Linked DNA regions of Homo sapiens: regions 2 and 3 are each linked to region 1. A link is a contact called in ENCODE Hi-C or POLR2A ChIA-PET data. All regions are on one chromosome and are shown on one strand. Each heading gives the region's core, a stretch centred on a gene start or an enhancer-like site at or near the end of the contact. The rest is flanking DNA. Distances are from core to core; before and after follow the strand shown.

Region 1 (3,129 bases), core at 444-2,943:
CGGCCTCACAAAGTGCTGGGATTACAGGTGTGAGCCAACGCGCCAGGCCGAAAATATTTTATAATAAAGTGACTGTTGTAGATCAACTTTATAATACAATGCGGATTCTCAATTCTTATAACAAAGACTAATGTACATAAATTTCAGTATGTTTTAAAATTAGCCAGTACTTAGTAGAAAGCCCATATAGTTTACTGTAGCACTTCTGCACTTATAGTTTAGGTCTATCTAGATGTATGACTTCTCAGATGCTGCCGAATATTGACCTTTTGCATGGTATTCAGTCTTTGAATTTTTATTTCATAATATGCTGGAACCACGATATTCTATCTGATCAGCAACTGGTCTGGTATCTGGGGCTCATAATTTTCTTTTTCCGCTTCATATTTCAGACAATTGAGGACGACTATAATAGTTTCTCATTAGAAATACATGCTAATAAACATCATGTCTTTGGTATTAAGTGGCAATTAGATGAAACAACCTGAAATTCTGTCTGATACCAAGATTGAACTTTGCTGAGATTACTGTTTCACTCACCGAAAATATCAGAATACTCAAGGGAGTTATTTTTTTTCTTAATGTAACTTTCATAAAGGAAATGAAAGAAATGTGGAGACTGAAAACAGTTGTCTGGTGTCTCAATACTGCATGCAGGTTCAACTACATTCTAAGCAAGTTGACTGTTATAATACATTTCACATTTTCTGTGATTTTGTTTGTGCTGAGACCTTATGCAATTACAAAGCAGATTTTTTACACTAACCTACACTGAGAAAAGAAAACCACCGTTCCCCTTTTAAACAGGAGAGTGCCTCAAGTACACTCGGGATCCCTCTCACCAAGCACAGCAAGGCTTGTGACTTCAAGCACACCAAGCTTGTGACTTTTTCTCCTACAAGGTGCACCTCGTTTTTTCTTACTGACAAATTGGCTTTAAAGTAAAGTTAGTTCCCTATCACACTGGCCCCCAAGACTCCAACTCCTGCTTCTCTTGGGATCTCTGCCCAGAGTCCAATCTCCCCTAAGGCGTGGTGCAGTGCTGTGCCCACACCTAGGCTCTGGGGGTGGGCACCCTTTGACTTTCCTCATATCATTCCACCCTCGACACATCCAAATGTGAACACATCTTCTCCACAAAGTGCCCCTTCACCACGCCAGTTCCCAGACACTTTATTTCTTCCCTTGCCTAGAGTGCTGCCCCCAAAACCAGCCCCCCATCATTGGCCATGTCCTTGCAGAGGCTGAACCATCCCACAATCTGTCAAGGATATCAGGGAAGAGCATGAGCTGGATAGACTTCAGGCTCTGCCAGCAGCTACATTCTAGGGGTGCCCGGACGTCCTGGTCTCTTGAGATGAGATGGTCTTGTGTCTGGAATTGGTCTCACTGACTAAAAGAATAAAGCCGCAGACCTTCACAGTGAGTGTGACAGTTTTTAAAGATGGTGTGTCTGGAGCTAGTTCCTTCAGATGTTTGGACGTGTTCAGTTTCTTTCTGCTGGTGGGTTTGTGGTCTCGCTTGCTTCAGGAGTGGCTGCAGACCTTTGTAGTGAGTGTCACGAGCTCTTAAGGTGGTGCGCCTGGAGTTTCTCATTCCTCCCAGTGGGTTTGCCATCTCACTGCCTTTAAGGAGGGAAGCTGCAAAGCTTCGCGCAGTACGACAGTTTCCAAACATGATGCAAGCACAGCTTACCACGGTTGCCTCCGCAGCCCGCTTTTATTCCCTTATCTGACCCCACCCACATCCTGCTGATTGGCCCATTTTACAGAGAGCTGATTGGTCCGTTTTGACAGGGTGCTGATTGGTGCATTTAGGAATCTTGAGCTAGACACAGAGTGCTGATTGGTGCATTTACAATCCTTTAGCTAGACACAAAAGTTCTCCAAGTCCCCACTAGATTAGACACAGAGCACTGATTGGTGCGTTTACAAACCTTTAGCTAGACACAGAGTGCTGATTGGTGTTATAATCCTGTAGCTAGACATAAAAGTTCTCCAAGTCCCCACCAGACTCAGGAGCCCAGCTGGCTTTGCCTAGTGGATCCTGCGCTGGGGCCGTGGGCAGAGTTGCCCGCCAGTCCCACACTGCACACCCACACCACGCACCAGCACTCCTCAGCCCTTAAGCATCGATAGGACTGTGTGCTGTGGAGCAGGGGGCGGCACCCCTTGGGCAGGCTCAGGCTGCTCAGAAACCCACGGCGGCTGGGGGGAGGCTCAGGCATGGTGGGCTGCAGGTCCCGAGCCCTGCCCCGTGGGGAGGCAGCTAAGGCCCAGTGAGAAATTGAGCGCAGCACCGGTGGGCCGGCACTGCTCGGGGAGCCAGAGCACCCTCCACAGCTGCTGGCCCGGGTGCTAAGCCCCTCACTGTCTGGGGCTGGTGGGGCCGGCCAGCCAGCTCTGAGTGTGGGGCCCACCAAGCCCACGCCCACCCGCCAAGCCCACGCCCACCCGGAACTCTAGCTAGATCACAAGTGCCATGCGCAGCCCCAGTTCCTGCCCCTGCCTCTCCCTCCACACCTCCCCGCAAGCTGAGGGAGCCGGCTCCTGCCTCGGCCAGCCCAGAGAAGGGCTCCCACGGTGCAGCGCTGGGCTGACGGGCTGCTCAAGCACAGCCAGAATGGGCGCCGAGGCCGAGGAGGCACCGAGAGCGAGTGAGGGCTGCCAGCACTCTGTCACCTCTCACTACCGCACTCTGTCCTACCCTCCCATGCCCCTCCAGCACCCTGATCCTACCTGCACCCCGCTCCTACTGAGAGGTGAAGCCCGGCTGGGCTTCTGGGTTGGGTGGGGACTTGGAGAACTTTTCCCTCTAGCCAAATGTTTGTAAATGCACCAATCAGCAGACTGTAAAAACGCACCAATCAGCACTCTGTGTCTAGCTAAAGGTTTGTAAGTGCACCAATCAGCACTCTGTAAAAATGCACCAATCAGTGCTCTGTGTCTAGCTAAAGGTTTGTAAATGCACCAATCAGCACTCTGTAAAAACGCACCAATCAGCTCTCTGTAAAATGGACCAATCAGCAGGACATGGGCAGGGCCAAATAAGGGAAAAGCTGGCCATGCGAGCCAGCAGTGGCAACCTGCTTGGGTACCCCTCGATGCTGCAGAGGCTTTGTTCTTTCAC
Region 2 (3,129 bases), core at 459-2,958, 530 kb before region 1:
AACAAACGCCAAGAGCTGCCGGTATGGTGGTGAAAAGACAGAAGACAAGAAGAGAAGCAGACCGCGGCACCTGAGGGCCAGAGGGGCAGGCTGGAAGGCCACAGCTGCGCATGCTCCGTGGGCCATTCCTCCCAGAGCTGCCCTCCCTGGGAGTGAGAGCAGATGCTACGGCAGTTCACAGTTCTTGATTTTCCTGTGGCTGGAAATTCCTAAACTTACAAAATCTCAAGCCATGTATATTTTGAAACAGTGTGGGGATTCCTCAGGGATCTAGAACTAGAAATACCATTCGACCCAGCCATCCCATTACTGGGTACATACCCAAAGGACTATAAATCATGCTGCTATAAAGACACATGCACACGTATGTTTATTGCGGCACTATTCACAATAGCAAAGACTTGGAACCAACCCAAATGTCCAACAACGATAGACTGGATTAAGAAAATGTGGCACATATACACCATGGAATACTATGCAGCCATAAAAAATGATGAGTTCATGTCCTTTGTAGGGACATGGATGAAATTGGAAATCATCATTCTCAGTAAACTATCGCAAGGACAAAAAACCAAACACCGCATGTTCTCACTCATAGATGGGAATTGAACAATGAGAACACATGGACACAGGAAGGGGAACATCACACTCTGGGGACTGTTGTGGGGTGGGGGGAGGGGGGAGGGATAGCCTTAGGAGATATACCTAATGCTAGATGACGAGTTAATGGGTGCAGCGCACCAGCATGGCACATGTATACATATGTAACTAACCTGCACATTGTGCACATGTACCCTAAAACTTAAAGTATAATAATAATTTAAAAAAAGAAAAAAAAAAGAAACTATTGCAAATGGAAAGAGACTTTTTTTTTCTGTTCCTTGCTTTGTATTGGAAAGCTAGGTAAAGAACACACTCCCAAACCATTAGAATTCAATGACAGGAAATGCTGTAGTATTGCACAAAATGAAATTCCTGATTTTACTGTGAAAAGGAAATGATACCCTTTTCAACCTAACAAAAGAGTTGATTTGCCAAGAAAATGGGCTCAACTGGAAGAAGCTGACTAAGAAGAAATACACAGTCAGTGCTTTTGTTCCCATTCATTCTACCTTTGCAGATAAGAATTTTTAAAAAATCTCTCCTATGATTCCCACAAATACACAGCATTGCTATTTGAAAAATAACAAAGCACAATTTGAGTTTCATATTTGCTGTTTGGCTGGAGTGATGGCTATTCATCTTCTCTTTACCCAGGCCATTGTTCCTGCCCACATAATCACAGCTTGAAGAGCTCGCTTGTGAGTTCCTTCCTTTGCAACTGTGGTCCACACTAGCTACTCAATTAGTTCATTTCTTGGTTGTAAGAATAAATAGAATGTGTACATTTCCTTCTTGTTTACCAATGCAACCTGAAGGGGATCCAAAAATTTGGCCTGGCTTGAGAAGTAAAAAAGGTTTAGGCTCACAACAGATAAAACGTATCCCAAGCCGGGACACCACGGTGCTGCGGAAAAACCCACCCTTGATTTTCCCCTCGTCTTGTCTTCAGTTCAGCATGATGAGCTGGAAAGCTGCAAACGCTGTAGTGATGATCTGAGAAGTGAAACAGAAAGCAAGTGAGGGGAAGCAGGAGTCTGTACACATGTGCCCTGAAGAATCCTTTGCTTTCGTCTTTCCTTTTTCGGCTTTAAGTGCTCCCGTCACACCAGTGATTCGAACATTTCAGAGAAACACAACGGAGGGAAGGAGCCCGGCCCTGCCTTGTCAGCGCCCTGGAAGACCTGGCTTCCTCCCTGACACTCACTCTGGGGAGGGAAGACACCCGTGCGCCTCGCTCCCTCGTGGCCAGTGGCTTCCCCGGTGGGCTAGGGCGTGTCAGCAGGGCGTGCCCACCGAGGGAGCAACAGCGATTCCCAGGCCTAACGCTTTTCAAATCAAAAGCGCCTGACGCTTTTTACAACCGAGCAGAATAGGGCTGTTCCAGGTGGCTGACGCTTCCCGTGGCGGGGAGGGGGTTATGGAGAACGTGGATGAAGCTCATCGTGTAAGACGGGAAATGCCACTGGAAGTGAGCGTCCCTGCACCAGGCCGCGTCCCGCCCAGAGTGAGGCACGGCCGCCCCCTCGCTCAGAACCTGCAGCCCGGCCGGGCTGATGCGGGAAGCCGGCCCCGCCTGTGAGCGCGCAGTTCTCCCTGGAGACGGGCCACCCTCACCCTGTGCCTGCGTCCCCTCCCAGCCCTCGTCCCTGCTCTCTACCCACGACCCGGCCTGGGGTGCCTCGGACGGATCTCCTGCCATTTCCTGCATTCTGCAGGAGCACTCATTGAAAATTTGGGTGGCCTTGCTTATTTATTTTCCTGGAATGCAGTGGGTTCTATTTCCGTGGTATTTTCTCAGCAGTGCAGCGTTTCCATTTCAAACTACAAGAAGAAGAAGAAAAGCCAGTCCCCGTCAGCACGCAAACACACAACAGAAAAAAACGTCCCGGGTTTGACTCGCAGTCCTGCCTTTATAAATTGTAACTAAATATAAGCCACCAGAGTTGCCTGCTTTTGTCATGAGACTAAAAAGACAAGTTTACTTCTTCAGGGAAAAGGGGAAAACACAGTGATGTGCTCAGTTGCTGTGAAAAGCAAAAGACAAATCAGAGGTAATATAAAAAGTTATTTGGTACCATGGAACAATTGATGCCGAGTGTCTAAAATCATCATAAAATGGACTGAATCTAAATTTTGGTCAGATTAATATAAAAAAACTAAAATTAAAAAAGAGCTTGCTTCATCACTGTAGCACTGGGGCTTCACACAAATTTCAAAATGTGCGTGTTACACTAGCATTGTTAGGAATATGAAGGTTGACGGTGAAATATTTTATTTTCTCAAGATGCTATACCACGTCGCTCTAATAATCTACCACCGCTATAAATTTTGTATTGCCTACCATTCACAGAAGGCTCTATTTCAATGGATTCATGTAAAAACACAATTTTGGCAAAAATTAAATTTATATACCTGGCTTAGATAATTTACACCTTAAAACTGACTTTTGATTTCATGTTGGATGTATGCATCTTTAATTTCTAAACTAATGTAGAGAGAATAAATTGTTAAAATCTGATGCATTTT
Region 3 (3,129 bases), core at 246-2,745, 510 kb before region 1:
CTCTCCCTCCACACCTCCCCACAAGCTGAGGGAGCCGGCTCCGGCCTTGGCCAGCCTAGAAAGGGGCTCCCACAGTGCAGCGGTGGGCTGAAGGGCTCCTCAAGCACAGCCAGAGTGGGTGCCAAGGCCGAGGAGGTGCCCAGAGCGAGCGAGGGCTGTGAGGGCTGCCAGCACGCTGTCACCTCTCAAAACAATGTTTTAGTAGAAGTATATCCCATGCAACATTAGTTTAGTGATAAATATATCTATACTACAAATTACTTGTTGTTTATCTGAAATTAAACTTTACTGGGTATTTGTATTTTTATTGCTAAATCTGCCAACCTAGGTTGTTGAAACTTACTTTTTTCCACTTCACTTAATATTCTTTTCACAGTCCACTCTGACGAGATGTAGCTTCCCCACACTCCTTTGAAACTGCTTTTGTCAAGGATGCCAATGACTGGCATATGCCAAACTCAATTGTCTCTGGAGTCTTGGCCTCACAGTACTTCTGAACATTGGCTATCAATTCCTCCTTCCTGAAACTATTTAGCTTCCAGAATCCGCTACCCCCACTTTCCTGATTGTCCTTCCTCCCTGGCCATAGCCCCTGAACCCGAGCTTCCCCCAACCTAGAGCATCCCCTGACCCTAAGTATCCCCCCAACCCTGAGAACCCCCTGACCCCGAGTATCCCCCGACCTCGAGAACTCCCCGACCCCGAGCATCCCCCCAACCCCCAGCATCCCACGACCCCGGGCATCTCCCCCGATCCTGCGCATCCCCTGACCTGGTATGGCGCCCTGACCCAGTGCAGCCCTCAAACCCCTGCAGCCCCCTGACCCCATGCATCCTCCTGACCTAGGGCTGCCCCTGACTCAATGTTGCCCCCGGACCCCAGTGCCTCCTCCTGACCTGAGGCACGCCCCCCAACCTGGTACAGTCCCCTGATTCCAGTGCATCCTTCTGACCCAGTGCTGCCTCCTAACCTGGTGCATCCTCCTTACCCAGTGTGGCCCCCTGGGGATGCACACTCCAGTGCATCCTCCTGACCTGATGCTTCCTCTGGTCTCGGTGCAGCCCCCCTGACCTGGTGCAGCCCTCTGATTCCATGCATTCTCTTGACCTTGTGCATCCCCCTGTTCCGGAGGGGTCCTCTGACCCGATGCAGGGCCCATCGTTGTGAACTGTGGCCCACAAACGCACTATCATCCCACAGTCTCCCTGAGATGACCCGAGGGCACGGGGATGGATGGTGCACCCGGCCTGCCCCTTGAGCTTGTATCCTTCTTTCCCTCCCTCACCGCTTCCCGCCACCGCAAAGACGCCCAGCAAAAACCTCCTACTCGTGTCCATTCAGGCAGCTGGGTCCCTCGGAACCCAAGGCATTCCAGCGTCCACCGCCCACGGCCCCTGCTGACCTCCAGCACCCGCGCCGGTCTCCTCCCCTCCTCTACCCTCCCCTGAAGGCTCCGCCCATCGAGGACTCGGCGCTCGACTGCCAGGCGGATCTACACGCTCGGCGCTCGCGGCGGGCGGAAGTGAGGTGCCGGCGGCTGGCGGCCGCGGAGTCTTCGGCGAGACCTACCGGGCCCTGTCTGTGCCGGCCGTGAGCTGCGGCAGGACGGCTGGAGGTATGTGTGGGAGGCTGGAGGGCCTGGCCGAAGGCCAGCGGGACATGGACGTCAGCTGCACGGAGGTGGCCGCCTGCGGCGTCCGTCCAGGCCTCAGCGGTGAAGGGACAGCCGCGCCCACTGGCGCCGTCGGTCACCTGCGGGGCCCCGCGACCCCCCGCGGTTCCCAGCCCCGCAGCCCCCATCCCCGCCGTCAGCCGCCTGCTGGGCTCCGCGCCCACCCCCGCCAGTTCGCACCCCCGCGGTCCCCACCTGCGCCGGTGAGGGGCGTGGGCTGCAGAGGGCTGACTCCAGGCCCCGCCCGCTGGAGCTGGCCCCAGACTGCGCCGCTTCGCCCTTGCGCAGTTGCCACTCCGTGAGATTTGAGAATTTCTCCGGAAAAGTGAACGCGAGGCGGGTGTTACCTGTCTGCCTAGGCGTGCATCCCGCTCTGGCTGTCCTGAGCGCTTAAAAGGCGCCTGCCGCTGTTGTCAGCGTTTGCGTGCACGTACTTGATCCTCGCGCGGGTGTATGTACGCTGCCGTGTGACCCATTTTACGGATAGGGGAGCGGCGGCTCAGAGTGCTTGAGCAAAGAGCCTGAGGTCCTGTTGTAGCTGCCATTGAGACCTTGCGCGCCGGCTCCAGGTCCGCACACCAGCAGCCTGGAAGCCTGGTGATGCGTAACCCTGTATCCCAAGATTGTTAAGAAAACACTTTAGTAATTCCGAGAAATAGTTCTTGAAAGAACTCGTCTTTGAATGGAAGTAAGTTATTTTTAATCTGCCAAAGGTCAACATACTAATAAGTCTGAGAAATTTTAAGTCTGATGCCTTTATGAATCTGTGAGTAAACTTACAAGGAACACTTAAAAAATATTTTTTCTAAGTTAGCCACACTTTAATTAAATCTTTTTGTGTGCACTATGCAATATTGAAAAGTTACTTCTGAGCTTATGTGGATCTGTCTTCTAATGCATAATAATGTTTTGTTTATGAATGTTAGTATGTACTGGCCCATGCTTTGTGTAACTGACTCCTTTAATGACAAATCAACTGAAAGCCAGAATCTTCTCAAAGATGATTTTTTTGTGCTAAAAGTTGGCGATTCCCAGAGTAGTAATAGAAAGAGGGTGATGTGTGCTTAGTACTTACATGTTCACTTGTTTGTCTAAGTAGAAACTTAATAAATTAAAGCAGAGAAGCAGAGTTCCCCCAGTGTGACTTGGACCAACTCTTGGAAGTTTTAGAAAGTGATCTTTTTTTCTTGTCAAGTATTTAATTTCCTGTATTGAATGCCATTTTGAACTACAGTTGACCCTTGAACAACACTGGGGTTAGGGGTGCCCACGCAGTCAAAAATTTCCATGTAACTTTTGACTTTCCCAGGACTTTACTAATAGCCTACTGTTGACCAGAAGCCTTACTGATACATAAACAGTTGACTTACATGTATTTTGTATGTTATACGTATTATATACTGTATTCTTAAAGTAAGCTGAGAGAGGAAAATGTTAAAATCACAACAAATGTATTT

What was found. A loop is a pair of places that touch in the nucleus more often than their neighbours do. ChIA-PET counts read pairs that join two places held with the same protein, here RNA polymerase II (POLR2A). Pooled maps may share reads with other maps.
Region 2: a map of OCI-LY7 shows a loop between it and region 1 (6-fold over the local background). The contact joins the enhancer-like site here to the promoter of LIRIL2R in region 1. A Hi-C loop is called at or near these places in 8 of 168 maps with a recorded cell type or tissue (CD8-positive, alpha-beta T cell, GM12878, IMR-90 and 5 more), 3 of 37 single-sample maps with no recorded cell type and 17 of 50 pooled maps. POLR2A ChIA-PET finds 5 or more read pairs at or near these places in 3 of 52 experiments (Caco-2, OCI-LY7 and activated CD4-positive, alpha-beta T cell).
Region 3: a pooled map shows a loop between it and region 1 (2.9-fold over the local background). The contact joins the promoter of EXOC2 here to the promoter of LIRIL2R in region 1. A Hi-C loop is called at or near these places in 1 of 168 maps with a recorded cell type or tissue (naive thymus-derived CD4-positive, alpha-beta T cell), 6 of 37 single-sample maps with no recorded cell type and 13 of 50 pooled maps. POLR2A ChIA-PET finds 5 or more read pairs at or near these places in 4 of 52 experiments (CD4-positive, alpha-beta memory T cell, OCI-LY7, activated CD4-positive, alpha-beta T cell and 1 more).

What each region holds. Positions count from the first base shown.
Region 1 is chr6:178,959-182,087 of GRCh38, reverse strand. LIRIL2R (lincRNA regulator of IL2RA) reads right to left here and starts at 1,693. Exons shown (of 2, transcript XR_926349.3): 1 at 1-1,693. It overlaps LINC03066 (long intergenic non-protein coding RNA 3066), which reads left to right. Exons shown (of 8, transcript NR_126020.1): 8 at 393-622.
Region 2 is chr6:709,995-713,123 of GRCh38, reverse strand. No RefSeq gene overlaps it. Among named protein-coding and RNA genes, the nearest start is that of EXOC2, 18 kb to the right of the region's middle. Within about 2 kb of position 1,708, at least 35 of the 41 ENCODE cell types and tissues checked have a DNase peak (open chromatin) inside an H3K27ac peak, as active enhancers do; they include CD8-positive, alpha-beta T cell, GM12878, IMR-90 and 3 more, where a contact is called at or near this core.
Region 3 is chr6:691,505-694,633 of GRCh38, reverse strand. It overlaps EXOC2 (exocyst complex component 2), which reads left to right and starts at 1,495. Exons shown (of 28, transcript NM_018303.6): 1 at 1,495-1,615. RefSeq lists silencers at 1,736-1,795, 1,806-1,875 and an enhancer at 1,282-2,168.